2 separate regions of the Mus musculus genome follow, and region 2 is linked to region 1. Evidence: chromatin loops called from intact Hi-C (ENCODE). Cell type or tissue: heart. All regions are shown on one strand.

What was found. A loop is a pair of places that touch in the nucleus more often than their neighbours do. Peaks named below come from ENCODE experiments on the same cell type or tissue, not always from the same donor. Only the 100,000 strongest peaks of a DNase experiment are listed, where the experiment ranks them.
Region 2: a loop joins it to region 1, with 1.9 times the contacts of the local background. A loop is called at or near these places in 2 of 42 quality-filtered maps.

Annotation. Positions count from the first base shown.
Region 1 is chr17:79,891,080-79,899,079 of GRCm38, forward strand. Atl2 (atlastin GTPase 2) reads right to left here and starts at 5,044. Exons shown (of 13, transcript NM_019717.3): 1 at 4,830-5,044. The coding sequence starts at 4,947. Gm41625 (a long non-coding RNA gene) reads right to left here. Exons shown (of 4, transcript XR_876985.3): 3 at 7,774-7,981; 4 at 7,010-7,070. In heart, CTCF peaks have their summits at 1,213 and 4,464; DNase peaks (open chromatin) are centred at 4,302 and 5,022; H3K4me3 peaks cover 2,610 bases; H3K27ac peaks cover 1,759 bases; H3K27me3 peaks cover 1,199 bases.
Region 2 is chr17:80,156,299-80,164,298 of GRCm38, forward strand. All of the region lies in intron 4 of Galm (galactose mutarotase), which reads left to right. Among named protein-coding and RNA genes, the nearest start is that of Galm, 33 kb to the left of the region's middle. In heart, CTCF peaks have their summits at 4,197 and 7,248 (motif pointing left); a DNase peak (open chromatin) is centred at 4,273.

The sequences.
Region 1 (8,000 bases):
GGGATGGGGAACAGTCAGAGTGGACTGGGAAGGGAATGAAATCTAGAGTGTATTTAAAAAAAAAAAAAAAAAAAAAAAAAAGCCAGGCCTGGTGGCGCACTTGGGAGGCAGAGGCAGGCGGATTTCTGAGTTCGGGGCCAGCATGGTCTACAGAGTGAGTTCCAGGACAGCCAAAACTATACAGAGAAACACTGCCGCAAAAACAAACAAACAAACAACAACAAAAAAAAAAAGGTTAATTTTTTTAAAGTAAAAAGCAGCCTCTATCATGTGCTTCCCACTAAGGCCTTATAAGGAGCTGATGAATACAGAGAGGGTAGCTTCAGTCACAGTCACGCCTCTCCTCTACATCACCATCCCTCTCTACAGTTAAAGATGGTGCTCCCAATAGGAAAGTTTGAGAAAAAACAAAAACAAAAACAAAAAACAAAACTAGAGATCCTAGACAGCTAAGCACCTCTCACCAGGAGTGTCTGTGCACCTAGAGTTCTGACAGTAAGCTATCTGGGCAGCCACTAACTGATTACACTAGCTTCAGTCACAGAGATGCAGTTCTATGAAATAATTTCCATTAAACTAAAGTTAGAAAGTAGATCCCCTTTATTCTACTTGTACTGGCCAGGAAACCATGGACAAGTTAGTTAAAGGTGCATATTATCTTACTGGGAAAGTGGCAGATTGTTAGTCTTTCATGACTTAAATGTCATATGCCCATAAAATCGACTATTGTATAGCCATTTATCCCAGGGTGGTGAAAAATCAGTAATTTACTACAAAATCCTATCTGATGTGTGCATACACAAACAGAGAGATAGACAATGTAACCATCGTGTGAAAACTGCTAAACAGCTACTTGAGAACCCTGCCACCCTCACAGCCCCTAACAGGCAGGGCCGCCTACTTCACTGCCTTCTCTTTGCACAGACCCCACCTTGGCCTGCCTACTTTTCATTTCAAGGGAAGTATGGCTACTACAGCTCTGTGGTTGGCTCTGCAGGCAAGGGCATGGGTCAATCTTAAGCGCGACACGGAAAGCAAACAAGAAAGCCCAGCCCACTGACTTCACTCCCACAGCAGTCAGCCATATCTAATCAATCATATGTGGCAATCCACCGAATGGCCCTCACCTCCTCTAAACCTGGTGAGAAATGGAGCAAGTACTGAGAAGCTTCAGTAACTGGAGAGACAGCACACTCGCCCTCCAGTGGGAACAGCACTGAACTCCCTCCCCAGAAGAGCGAGCTTTAAGAAATAAAATGCAGGGGTTTTAAAGTATTTTGTTAAGTAACAAATAGGACCTGTCACCCAGCGTTCAGGTTCCTATCTCGGTGGCAAAAGAGAATAGGAGATGAAACAAAACTTCAGAAATGAATTCATTGTGAAATGAAGTTTAACTACTCTGTGGCCAAATCTATTTTCCTTAAGGTTAAAACGTAAATAAAGTGACCGACTTCTCTGAAGCAACACACCTGGGATCTAAAACCCTCAAATGGCTACAAAATCAGAATGCTACCGCCCTTGAGAAGGAAAAGGAATAAAAATTGTTCCTCTGTTCTTTGCCCAGAGAAAACCCTCCTTATAAAGTCATTAAATGAACATTTTAAAAAGTTATTCCTACTTCTGCACCTAATATTTCTGGCTTTTGAGAGCTTACTTGAAAAAGCTTTGTTCCCATTTGTACATCAAACCTATGTCGAAACTGAGCACAAACAAGAGCTGTCAGTGTGCCTCACAGTTAAAGTGTCTTCTACTCCAGCAGTATCACCCTGGCTGGTGTTCAGTCACCCTAGGGAGCTGCCCAGTTCCAGCTGTAGAAAGGTTAGTTATCTAGGAAAAAGTGTCACAATTTTATTTTGGGGAATAATCAGAAATTTTACCATAAAGTTAAAAGCCACACTAAAAAAGAAAGGCTGTAGAAATAAATGGCTCAGTGAAGACAGCAAACCCACACTCAGTTCCCAAACCCACATAAAACGGCTCACAACCGCCCCTAACTCTCTCTCCAGGGATCTGACCCTCTGGCCTTTGTGTGCACCTATACTCAGAGCATACACGAACACATGCAAGCACACACACATTTTTAAAAATAAATATTTAAGAAGAAACAAAACAATAAAAATCCTGAAAGCCTGTGCACCGTTGTGGGGCCCACCTACAGCTACAGTCTCATTTTCTCTCCTGCCTTGTTTCCCTGTAACAATCCCTTTACTGTAAGCAGCAGCTTCTCCCTCTCCCCGTAAAAAGTCCACAGAATTTCCAAAGCACGTCACCCAACAGACTGAGCACCGACAGAAAGACTCCTAGAATCCTATCAACTAGAAGGTCAATCATACAACCATGGAGTGTTGGATCCTAAATCCACTCTGGAGGCAGGCGCACTTAGCCTGATGTTTGGAAGACCCTCGGTTTGATCTTCCACACACGGAGGGAAATGTCTTGGGGGTATTTTCTTTTTCTACATGAGTTCACACAAGCACACAATTTAGTTTGTAATGCAGGTGACTCAGAAGCAAACTGGCGGTGTCGGGCCTGCCTTAGAAGTCATTTGATAGGAATGGCTGTTAAGTGAAAGTCTTCCACACATGACCACCAAATGAAAGGCCGAGATCTATGAGCAACGGCAGAACAGTTAACAAATGGTAGTCGAGCGCTACTTATCAAGTCTATAATGACAATTTTGGAGTTTTGGTTTCTGTAAGAAACACAAAAGTATTTTAAGACTACGTTTTCACTTGAATCCCAGGTGTGGGACACGGGGCTGCTTCAGACTGTCCACACAGGTGTGGGACACGGGGCTGCTTCAGGCTGTCCACACAGGTGTGGGACACCGGGCTGCTTCAGACTGTCCACACAGGTGTGGGACACCGGGCTGCTTCAGACTGTCCACAGCCACTGACCAGGATTTCCCAGCTGCAGAGTTTCTGTGATTGTGTGTTAGTTGGAATTCTGTGGAGTTTCCTGACAGTATATAAATGCTAGAGCCAAAGGAGGCAGTGTGGGTTGATGGTCCTTTGTTGTTGTTAAGTAGTCGGGCACAAAGAAGAAACAAGAAGAAAAAATTACATATCCTGACAGCGAAGATCAAACTTGCCCCAAGGACACCCCTAATCAGCAGGAAGTAGTCTAACGATAGAGTTGCCCCTTTCCCACCCCTGACTTTATTCAGGGATCTCTTTCCTCTCTCTTATCTAGGGGGTGGAAAGTGTGGCAGAAAGGGGTGGAGAAGGGTGGAAGAAAGAAACCACAAAGTAGCCAAAGGCGATAGTCCCAAGACACTCTCTCATCTCTTCTCAGTGTCCAATAGCATAAAACATGCTCTTACCCATGACTGAATCAAACTTATGCTTTTCCTATTGCATACATCAAGTATGTTGACACTACATCTCAAACTGTTCTCACACACACACACACACACACACACACACACGGATTCCAAAACAAATCAGCCACCTAAGGTTTTTAAAAAGCCTCTCTGGAAGTATTTCCAAGGGCAGAGGGCTACCACTGTAAACAGTTCTGACAAGAGTTTGTAGTTGACAGGTTAACAAACCTCATTTCTTTTTCTCGTTCGAAAATTCTAAGTTATCCTCACCTCTGACATATGTCCAAGAGCTACCATAAATGGTGAAATGTAAATTAAAGTTTTCTATAAAGTGTCTGTGGTAAATATTTAATCAAAATGTTTTAAATTTTATCCAGTAAAGCCTTTATCAGATTGTGGAAAAGGAAATACAAAAGCGATCTCATACCCGGTGTGTTTACTCTACGCTTATCTTGACCTCAGGTATCTAACCCTAAGCCCTTACGATTTCTAAGCCTTTGAAAAACTTTTCCGCCTTTAACCATCGCAACTCTCAATAAGGACTTCGTGCGTTCAATTCGCACCACGGTGAAAGATCAAATGCTACACTCCTAAAAATAGGGGTGCTGTGAGTGAGAGCAACACACAACACCGCGCTGCCAACGCAACTGCGTCTTCGACGGGGTAGGGGCGCCATGTACACACACATACAGTAGGAGCTCACATTCAGCAAAACCCAGGAACGACGGGATCAGGTGACTTCAAACCAGACACTCTCAGCCTGAAGCGAATGACTCGCAGCCCCAGGGCTCCTAACCCCAGTCTGACAACCGGAGCCAACACTTGCAACCCTGGCCAATCCACGCACAACTCGTGCGAATGGGTTCGGCGGAGCCAAGAGCTGGTGAAGCTGAAGCTGAGCCCGGGCCCCAGCCCTGGCCTGCGGACTGCGGCTCCCATCGGGAAGGAAGGGTGTGTGAGTGTGTGTGGTGTGTGTGTGGAGAGAGCTCTGCGACCTGGCAGCCAGGTGCCAGCGGTTCCCGCGTCCACCGCCACCGCGGGGCCCAGCGCGTCCCGCTCGTCCCTCCCTTCCCGGCCCGCGTCAGGCACCCAGGGCAGTGAGTGCCCGCCGGGTGACCGATCCCGTACCGCCCGCCGACCTCCGCGCGTCCCGGCCCCGTGGCCCCGGCTCAAGGCCGCCCCCTTGGGTCGGGGCGGACACCGCGGCGGCCACGCGGCGGCGGCGGGCAGGGGGCCGGGCTGCCCGTTCCCCCGGCAGCTGGGAGAGCCGAGGCCCGCGGGCCGCCCTCTCAGGCCGCGCGGCGGAGCGTGGGGCGCGGCTGCCGCTAGGCCCTGCGAGCGAGCGAACGAGCGTGCGAGCGAACGGGCGGCCGCGGCGGCCAGAGCCGAGCCGAGCCCAGCCAGCCGCGGTCTTCGACCCCAGCGGGCGACCGGTGCCCGCCAGCCCGAACGGCCGCAGCCTCCCCGACTCCCGGCCCCCCGTGGCCTCGGCCCCTCCGGCCCGTACCTAGGGAGGTCGTAGACGAGACGTGGTTAACTCCGACGCTCGAGTCGCTGGTCTGTCGCCGGCGCCTCAGCCCCTGCTGCGGCTGCTGCCTTCGCGCTGCCTCGTCCCCCTCCGCCATCTTGTACCGATTTAAAATTAACTCCCCACTGACGTCAAACGCCGCCGCCGCTTTATCAACCTCCCGGGAGCCGGCGGGGCGGCCTGCGGGTCCTAGCGCCGCCCTCTGACTTGCGCGGCCCAGACACGCCCAGCCACGCCCATCAGCGCCCTCGCTCCTCCTCCGCCCGGGCCAACCTGCCGCGGAGCTCCGCAGCTCTCAGACTTCTAAGGAAGAGTTGGGGAACCCCCACTGCGGCCGGCGCCATCCCGTCCCTACCTTCCCGCTCTCGGGGCCACACCCCCTTGCCGCAGGGCGGAGAAGGCATCTCCAGTCCCTCCTTTCCCAATTCTCTTCGCATCTCTAACGTTGACTCTGCACGTGAGGTTACATTCGCATCCTTTCCCTCCTAGCTTTCTTACCCCCAGCCCTCTTCCCTGCGAAGCCAGTGCCTGGCTTCTCCTGATATCTTGGCCCTACACAGAAAGGTTTTCTCTTTCCACCACTATCCTACAATTTGTTTGCATTGGCTCCCCATCGCCTTCTGAGGCTACTTTACCCTCTCAACTATGCATATCTGAAACCCAAAAAAATACCGCTCTGATCAGAGAAGGAATTCTAATACATCCTCTCCTAACTGTGATGAACCTTCTTCTGGGGATCCACTGGCATCATGTAGAAAGTTCGAGAAACTTTATAACAGATACGTCAACCTGTGGAGGCAGCTGTGGAACACAGTTCTTAGTCTCATGAATTTGTACCACAACCATGGCTGCAGGAGAAAATCCTTTTCTCTTGAAAAAGTGGGAGCCCAGGTGTCCAAATGATTGTCTTACCCCAACCTCTTAAGCCTATACTTTGCAACCTTTAATTCCACAAAACCTCTAGAAAAAAACCGTTAGTGTCATCAAACTTTGGAGGGCATCATTCCAGATGGGCTTTGGTTGAACTGTCTGGGGATTAAGTCACCTGTTCTCTATCTTTGGAGACACAGATTGTGAGTTCCTTCTGCACTAACTCTGTGTGCTGCTCCCATGTTTCCTGAGCAACCTAGTAAGGGACTTGCTTGATAGTAGGTGTGCTTGCTTGCTTGCTTTTCTTTTCTTTCCTTTCCTTTTCTTTTCTTTTCTTTTCTTTTCTTTTCTTTTTTCTTCTCTTTTTGTTTGGTGGTGGTGGTTTTTCAAGACATAGTTTCTCTGTATAAACCTCTGTATAAGCCTTGGCTATCCTGGAACCCATTTTACAGACAAGGCTGGCCTCAAATTCACAGAGCTTGCCTACCCCTGCCTCTTGAGCGCTGGGATTAAAGGCATGGACCCCCACGCCTGACCTTAGATTTTCTTTCATAATCTCTCTCTGTGATAACTATTGGAGATTGTACACTCCGCGGTGTGCAGGTGCTTGGGCATGAAAGAAGATGTCAAGATGAGGATTTTTGCCTTCAAAGACCAAAATCCCATTTATTGTCAGTGGTTACATGACACTGAGCACACCCTATCAGATATCCTGGGAAAGTTAGTCATTCCCAAAGCTGTGCTGCTGGCCAACTGGTCTTCAGAGGGGGTTCTACTCGCAGACACTGGCATCTCATCAGCTCTGCTACAGCACCCCAGATAGAGCCACACCTCCTGGATCCAGTGAATATAGAGAAACCTAACTCAGGTCGTCACAGAATGAACACTGACCCACGGTCAAATCCAAGTTTAAAAAGCCACCTTCATTATAGTTACCTCTCTTCTATTCAAACCAAAGAGACACATTCCAGACTTCTTTCTCCTCTTTCCACCCAACAAATCTTCTATTGTCATTGTGACTGCTGGATCTCTCCCTAACTCACTTCCTCTCCAGCACCACCCTAGCCTGTATCTTCATTCAACCTCCTATCTCCCCCACTCCCCTGTAACAAAGTATTTCCCTTCTCCTGTAGACTCTTCACCCAGCCGAAGGTTTGAGTTTTGTTTTGTTTTGTTTTTTTTAACATACAAATAGGATCATAGGGTTGCTCTGCTCAGGGTAAAGGCCAAACTGTAGTTGACAAAGGCTTTTACAATGTGAAGTCTGCCATTTTTCTTTCTGTTTCTCTGCCTCGTTCTCCAGTCCATCACTGGTTCCTTCATTCTTTGATTCCACACAGTCATCTTGTTCTGGGATATCAAAGACACAAGTGATTAAAACGGACAAACAAAATGGGGCTCATTCCCCTTGTGGGGTGTTCAAGAATGGGTAAGTTGGTAAATAGATGAATTAAAAGTCTGAATCCCCTACTGATTCACCCAATGCTTCTAAACTTCCAGGTTCCACTGTGCTAGGCTAAAGCATTTTCACGGGATCACATCACCATTCTGAGACTATGATCTTCTATCTATGGAATGCTTCCTGTTCCGGGCACTGCTTAAAGTACTTTACAAGTAAGCCATCGAATCTGTAAAACAATCTATCTGTAAATCGGGCTTGCGGTGCTGCAGGTGTGGCCTGGCTGGCCTCAGTAGCAGGTGCCCTGTGGAAAGGTCAGCAGAGGACCTCCTACTATTATCACTGTCCCAGAGCCCTGCTTGCATATTGAGAGTGTCTACAGGGTGCAACTCATGGGTAATCCACAAAAATTCTGTTGTCTTGCCTGCAGTTAGCATGAGTCACATCAAAAGACACACTGCCAAATTGGCAACTTGAACTTTGTTTAATTTCAGAGGATAAGAAATGGGCAGAAGACATTCACAAAGTCACTTAAAATGTCTAAAAATGGCCCTCAAACATAAAAAGTTGCCTTTATGAGAAACACTAAAATGATAAATAGCAACTTCTTCACACACAACTTGGCAAAAATTCAAACTTAACCATGACACTGACCTAGCAAAGACGTGCAGAGCCCTCTTCTCACGAGTTGCTGATGAGAGTGAAGAGCAGTATGGCCCTGTGCTTTTCCAAACAGCCACAAAGCCTGTATTGCATTTCTGTCCATTCATCTAAGCACCAAACTTTAAGTCTCTGACTCCCAACGGCACAACATGTTATGTCCAAGGTTGTCCACTGTCACAGCTCCTGCAGCTGCGAAAGACTGAACACGAGATGTCCAA
Region 2 (8,000 bases), 270 kb after region 1:
ACTACCTAGCTATTATTTATAATCACCATCTTTTCATATAAGAAAGATTGTGTGTGTGTGTGTGTGTGTGTGTGTGTGTGTGTGTGTGTGTGTGTGTGTGTGTGTTTATTCTGGGACTTGAACCCAAATACCTCATGCAAGCTGGGCAAGCATAGACCTACGAGCTACATCCCCAAACCAAGAAAAAAATATTTTAATCCCCACAGAAATAAGAATCTCCAATTTCAAAACAAAGAACACTTAGCTTTAATTTTTGTATAATGTTTTATTTATTTATTTATTTATTTATTTATTTATTTATTTATTTATTTATTTTGTGCGCAGATGTGGGGTGTGAGTGGGCAGTGGGTGCCCTGGTGGGGGAGTGGAGTGTGGAGGTCAGAGGATGACTTTGAGGTTGTCTTTCCACCATCCGAGTCCTGGGGGAATGAACTCAGGCTGTCAGGCTTGGCAGGCGGTACTTCTAAAGAGTTAGGATGGCAGACTGACCCAGTGCCTCTCGGTTTTCTGTGTACCAGTGAGACAGTTACTGTAAGCTCATGACAGGACCTGAGGAAAGGGTCTGGAAGGCCACTTGTAGCCCTTCCTTTCTGTGGCTTTGTGAAGGCGCAAGCGTTCAACCCCCTGATCCACTAGTCTTCAGATCCGTTAGGACGCCAGCAGAGCTCACGATTCATGGCTGTCTCCCATCGACCCATCTGTTCATCGGTGAATGTTACCTCTCTTCCCCATAACCCTCAGACACAGGCTGTATGATGCTTTTGGAAGCTTCTTCAAAAGCAGGTGCTAACTACTCTAGCTTGTATCTCAGGAGTGGAAGAATCCATCTGCCTGACCCAGTTAGTTACTGTAAAGAACAGAGGAGCTCCTACAGAGTAGCCCAGGACTTCCTCTAACCTCTGTAGAGTCGTTTATTTTATGTATACCAGTATTTGCCTGTATCTAAGTTTGTGCAGCATGTGTGTGCCTGATGCCTGGGGAGGTCAGAAGAGGGCATTAGATTGTGAGTTATCATGTGGATGCTAGCAACTGAACCTAGGTCCTCTGCAAGAGTAACAAGTGCTTTTAACTGCTAAGTCATCTCTTTGGTCTCCATGACTCTTAACATAAACATAGCTCCATAGCAGATGACTTCATTCTAAAACCAGCCCAGAGGGCCCACCCGTCATTCCATCATCCAGAAACGCTCCACATCCCCTGTGCTGGGAGGGCCAGTATTAGTTAGCCAGCTAGTAGAAAGGGCAAAACAGTTGTCCATGAATATGGACAGTGTCGGGATGGCATACACATGTCACATACACGTACGTTAGGTAGAGAAGGGAGGTAGATTAGATGAAGATAAGCAGCCTCGGCTGAACAGGAAGCATCAGGACTAGCCTTAGAGAAGAGCTGTGTTCTAGAAGCACGGAGACTGTACCAGGTGCTGTGTGCCCCAGAGAAGTTAGCAGGGCCCAGGTCAGATTTGCTCTGAGCTCAGTGCAACTTCAAGGCCTGGATTCACTCTGAAGAAGCTCAAGGCCAATCTATCCATGCAGAGCAGACTCACAGATGTACAGGAGTCTAGCTTCGAACTTCCAGGTCTGGCAGTCAATGTGCAGTAGCTAGACAATGTAATGTTTTCTCGTTGCTGCTGCTGTTTTTTGTTTAGTTTGTTTTGTTTTGGGGGGGGTGGGGATCTTTGTGGCTTTGGTTTTGGTTTTGGTTGTTGGAGATAGGGATGTCTCTGTGTAGCGCTGGCCATCCTGGAACTTGCTCTGTAGACCAGGCTGGACTTTAATTCAGAGATCCGCCTGCCTCTGCCTCCCAGGTCCTTGGTTATGAATATCTTTTATTCCGTTTTTTTTTTTTCCCCTCCAGATCTTCCAATTTCTACCTTAAATCCCTGCTTGTATGTTTATTTTCCAAATCTCTCTTTCTAGGCCCATTGTTAGTTTCACTTGTAGTTGAGAGATAGAACTATCTCTACCTCCATCACTGTAGGGAGATAAATCCAGCATCAAGAACTTTTTAGCTGATAATCAAGCCGTTTCTGAAAAGTTGGCTCCTGCAGAAGAACCAGCAATGGGCTGGGGTTTGAGAGATGTTAAGGCAATATTTTAACCATGAAGCTTTTATTGGCTCATATGCATTTCTTGAATTTTGTGGGATTTGTCTCAGGTATTTAATCTGATTATAATTTTTTAAAATATTGTTTATTTTCATTTTCATTTTTATTTTTTTCTAGACAAGGTTTCTCTGTGTAGCTCTGGCTGTCCTAAAACTCACTATGTAGATCAGGCTATCCTCAAACTCAAGAGATTCATCTGCCTCTGCCTCCCAAGTGCTAGAATAAAGGTGTGTGCCACCACCACCTGGCTTTTGTTGTTAAAATTTTTAATTATTATTTGTGTGTGCGTGTGTGTGCGTGCATGTATGTGCATGCATGCACACGCACACAAGTGCACATGCACTCTCAGAGTCACAAATGGTTGTGAGCTACCTGCTATTATGCTGGGAACTGACTTTGGGTCATCTGGAAGGGCAGCCATCTCTCAGAGCGATCTCTGCAGCCTCTGATTATAATGTCTATGGTTTCAATGGCCCAACCGCAGGCCAACTCTCAGTGGATTCTGTGGGGTCCTGTCTAACATGCAAGACAGTTCCCCACCACAGTCCTTTCCTTTTTGTGGCTAGTTGTTTATACTTAAATTTATGTTCTAACTCTTTATCTAACCTGCAATCTAAACTGTCTTGATGGGAGATGCTGATGCAGAGCTAAACTTTTCGGGTGCTTTCATTCTGGATAGACATGGTAAACAATTTTTCAGATGACAGGACAACTTGTGTGCTGAGACAGTAGCGCTTTTTATTTGACTGTAACAGTAATAGTAACACGGTGGCTGGGTGTCTTAGTTAGGGTTTTACTGCTGTAAACAGACACCATGACCAGGGCAACTCTTATACAAAACAACATTTAATTGGGGCTGGCTTACAGATTCAGAGGTTCAGTCCATTACCATCAAGGTGGGAGCATGGCAGCATCCAGGCAGGTATGGTGCAGGAAGAGCTGAGAGTTCTACATCTTCATCCAAAGGCTACTAGTGGAAGACTGACATAGGGTGAGAGTATTAAGCCCAAACACACAGTGACACACCTACTCCAACCAGGTCACTCATATTCCAAAAAAGCCAAAACTCCAAATGGTGCCACTCCCTGGTCCAAGAATATACAAACCATCACGCAGGGCTACTGTCTTTCCCAGTGTGTGTTTGGGGAGGAGTCAAGTCCTGTTCTGTGTTTGCTTCCTGCCTACTCACTGGTCAGCTGTTGCATAGAATGGAATACTGCGATATACAGGCACGGAAGCAAGTGTGACAGGATAGGGTGACTCCCTGTACACCCTAAGCTCCCACATAAATCTTTACCCCAGGCACCCTCGGGGCCCCTATTTTACTCCTTTTGTCAATTGTAGGGGACATAAAAAATGACTTCAGCCCTTGTTGTCCAATAAAGCATAGAAGACAACAGCCTGGGGTCTGGCTCCTCCATCTTCTCCTTTGTCCTGTCTCCTACACGGAGAGGCTCTTCTTCTTCCCAAGTCTCTGTAACAGTGGGGACACACACAGCCTTCAGTGGGGCCCAACAGGATGATTTAAAGTCACCCTTGTTTTCTCCATAGGAGATTGTTACCAGCTAGAGTTTTATAACCCAAACAGGCAATATCTCTTATGCCTTTTTGTTCGGCTACAAGATTCTGGCATCCTTGTTCTTCACTTGAAAAATAAATAAATAAAAACCAAGACAGGGGGCTGGAGAGATGGCTCAGTGGGTAAGAACACTGACTACTCTTCCGAAGGTCCTGAGTTCAAATCCCAGCAACCATGTGGTGGCTAACGACCATCTGTAATTAGATCGGACGCCCTCTTCTGGTGCATCTGAAGACAGCTACAGTGTACTTAGATATAATAATAAATAAATCTTTTTTAAAAAAAAAAAAAACAAGGCAGGTGGTGGTGGCACACGTCTTTAATCCCTGCACTTGAGAGGCTGAGACAGGAGAATCACTTAAACTCAAGAGTTCAAGATCAGCTTAGGCAACATAGACCCCAGGGGACCAAAAGAGAGCAAGAAAAGAAAGAAGGAAAGAACACACATGAAATAAGACAAATAATTTTTAATAAAGCCCATTGCCTAGCTGTCAAAACTATTCCACGGGATGGCGTCTGGTCCTTCTGAACTCACAGCTGTTGGTTGTGGCAGCCTCTTTCTTGCACCTTGGCCGGCTGCCCTTGCAGAAGGCGTCTGTGAGGCTGAGAACTCTTTTCGACCCACAGCACAGGCCAGCAATTGATTGCATGTTGGCAGTTAGCCTTGATGTTTCCCCAGAGCAATTGTTTTAGGCTTCTTAAAACAAACAAACTCCAACCCCTTGCTGCTCATGAAACATTGACTCTTTGGTAGGACATTGAGATTCTGCTTTCATCAGAGCATCCAAGGTCCTCTTGAGTGTGTTTGCTTTGTGGACTGTAGTCAGATGTAGCCCTGAAATGAAACTCCTAGAGGCCATTTACAGTACAGGACAGATAATAGTAACAATGTTCAGAATAGCCAGGCAGTGGTGGCGCACACCTTTAATCCCAGCACTCACAAAGCAGAGGCAGAGGCAGGTGGATTTCTGAGTTTGAGGCTAGTCTGGTCTACAGAGTGAGTTCCAGGACAGCCAGGGCTATACAGAGAAACCCTGTCTCAAAAAACCAAAAGGAAAAAAAAGAAAAAGGAAAGGAAAGGAAAGGAAAGGAAAGGAAAGGAAAGGAAAGGAAAGGAAAGGAAAGGAAAGGAAAGGAAAAAGGAAAGGAAAGGAAAAAGGAAAGGAAAGGAAAGGAAAGGAAAGGAAAGGAAAGGAAAGGAAAGGAAAGGAAAGGAAAGGAAAGGAAAGGAAAGGAAAGGAAAGGAAAGGAGAAAAGGAAAAAGAAAAGAAAATATACTTCTTATTTTTTAAAAATTTTACCTAGTCTGTTCTGCCCTGTACCCTGTCTGCATTCACCTGCTATTCTTGCTACAATGAGTTTTGGAAAGCTCATTCTAAAATTACGTGAAAGCAGCCCTATTTTGCCCAAGTTAGAGTTCTGGTAGGAAAGGCTTACAACAAGGCTGTTCAGGGAAGCCCAGCTCGACATGTAGTGGTAAATTATTAAGGTCCGCTCTATGTTCCCGGTTGGTGTGTTTGAGGCTCTGTACCCACCCAAGAGCTCTGGATTCACAAATGAAAGACACACACATGCAACCTTTATTTAATGTGCCTTAACTAGCTCAATGGCTGGGCACTTACAAACCTCTCATGGCTAGCACACATTCCCCTCCAGTATTCCTGAGTTAACGCTTCCTAAATCTATATCTTATCTCTGCGGCCACGTTTCCGTCCGGGCAGCTCTCCCATGGGACCACTTTCCCTCTGTACCCACATTTCAGCTGTTTCACCTTCCTGCTCCTTCATGGCATGGTCCATCCTATACCCCTCACATGGTGGACTCCTTTCTCCTCCCTCTCCTTCATTTCTTGCCCAGGAATCATAAAAGTTCTGCCTCTGTCCCCCTGCCCAGCCATTAGCTAGATGTTTCTATTTTATTTCAACCTCTTTCCATTCAACCTACAATCTGTCCGTGATTTAATTACTTCTCTAGAGTAGATCTGTCTTTCCCCAGAAAGAAGAAGGAGGAGAAGAAACAAACAAACAAACCCGAGATTGCCTCTTGTTTCCAAGATGTTGCCAGTGAGGACTGACTGTCGTGCTGGCACATGGCTTAATCTTTCTGGAGTTCTCACAGACAATTCCTCCAGACTTCATCTAATCCTAAAATAATGCCTAAGGGCCTAGGTGTTTATTTCAGCCATTCCCAGACCACTTCTCCTGCCTCCACGGGTCCTCTCCATCCTTAGTCATCAAGTCCTGCTCAGTTTTAGCCTCTGATATTCCTCAAGTCTCTTTAGTCTTCCACATTGGTTATAGGACTCTGCCCATCAGGACTCTGTTGGCTTAAGTGACTTCTCTCTCTCGCTCTCTCTCTCTCTCTCTCTCTCTCTCTCTCTCTCTCTAGTCAAGGCCTAACTCACACTGTGGGAACATAAAATTTTGATCAATAAATGAATGGACCGTGAAAATAAAACCTTAAAGATTTATCCTCCATCAGGTTCCTAAATGTATCTGAAATGCAAATCTTATTTCCATCCTTTAAAATATTTTTGTAGGGTCTGGGCATGTGGGTTACTTGCCTAGCATGTGTGAAAGCTCAGAGTTTGCTCCCCAGAACTGCACTGCACTGCACTGCACTGCACTGCACTGCACTGCACTGCACTCTGCTGTACTGGTACACACTTCTAGTCCCAGCACTCGGGAGATGCAGGCAGGGTAGTCATAAATGCTTGGTCACTCTTGCCTACATAGGAAGTTTGAGATTAGCCAGGGCTACACACACACACACACACACACACACACACACATGCGCAGACACACACACACACACACACACACACACACACACACACACTTTCTCATTGTTACCCAGCCCAGACACTACGCGATTTTCCAGGCTGCTCTGCCATGCCTTGCTCGCACCTCACCAGTCTCTGAACTCCCATCCCCACCTTATGGGGACAGTAACTACCGGCTTTGCCTCCTAAATCCTCTCTCACCCTTCAAAACTCATATTTTCCCCTTGCCCGTCCTTCCCAACCTTCTCCAGTGCCGCTTTGTCACCTGTGCGTGGTTTTGGTAAGGTTTGGTGCCATGTAGAGTTTCTTACCAGTCCAGCTCCCTCTCCGTCTGTCCCTCTACCACCGGAGATGTTCTCCGGACATCTGTCAGGATAGCTATCACCCCAAGAAGGGTTTAATGTCTCTGGTTTAAAGCTAGAGAAACTAACCTAGGGCTGGTGAGATGCTGGACAGGCAAAAGTCACCTGCCCCCAGCTCGAGGGCCTGAGTTCAGTCCCTGGGCTCCATGTGGTAAAAGAAGAAAATAGCTCCCACAATTGACCTCTGACCTCCTCATGTAGGCTATACACACACACACACACACACACACACACACACACACACACACACACAAAGGCACACACAGAAGAAAATGTTAAAATAAGTATAATAGGACTGGAGAGATGGCTCAGCAGTTAAGAACACTGGTCCTTCTTCCAGAGGTCCTGAGTTCAATTCCCAGGAACCACATGATAGCTCGCAGCCAACTATAATGATATCTGGTGCCCTCTGCTGGTGTGCAGAAATTCATGTAGGCAGAACACTATATACATAGTAAATAGATAAATGTTTTTTAAAAATAAATATAATAAAATTAATATATACACTTAAGACAAGGGCTTGCTGTATGGCCCTCACTATATAGATTCCGCTGGCTTCAAATTTACGGAGATCTTCCTGTTTCTGCCTCCAGAGTGCTGGGATCAAAGGTGTATGAGACCATGCCCAGCATATAATTTTTTTAAAAACAAGAAAAACTAATCTATGCTAAATACAAAAATTAAACCAACTAAGAATTAACCTGTATGTCTTAGGAGCAGCTCTTTCCCCCAGGCCTCTCCACTCTAACCTTCCTTGCAGCTAATTTGTTGTTGGTGGTGGGTTTTTGTTTTTTGTTTTGGTTTTTTTTTTCAAGATGAGGGGGGAGAGGGGGGTCTCACATGTAGACCAAGCTGGCCTCAAACTCACAGAGATCCTCCTGCCTCTTCCTCCTGAGTGCTAGGATTAAAAGTGTGTGCCACTATGGCGGCTCCTTGCCGCTGTCTTAAATGGTCTGTTAATGCAGCCATGCCTTCGAGTCAGCCAAGAGAACTCTGGTCCTTGACAACCAGGTCTGGAAAATCTGAAGAGCTGAACTCTAACATCCTGGCCCATTTCCAAAACTCTGAAAGACCACGTGGGATGTTAGCCAAAATGTTCTGGACTCGTGACCTTGTGTCTGGAAATCTTATGACAGAATGTTAGGGATCCAGAAGCTCCTGAGAGCCCGT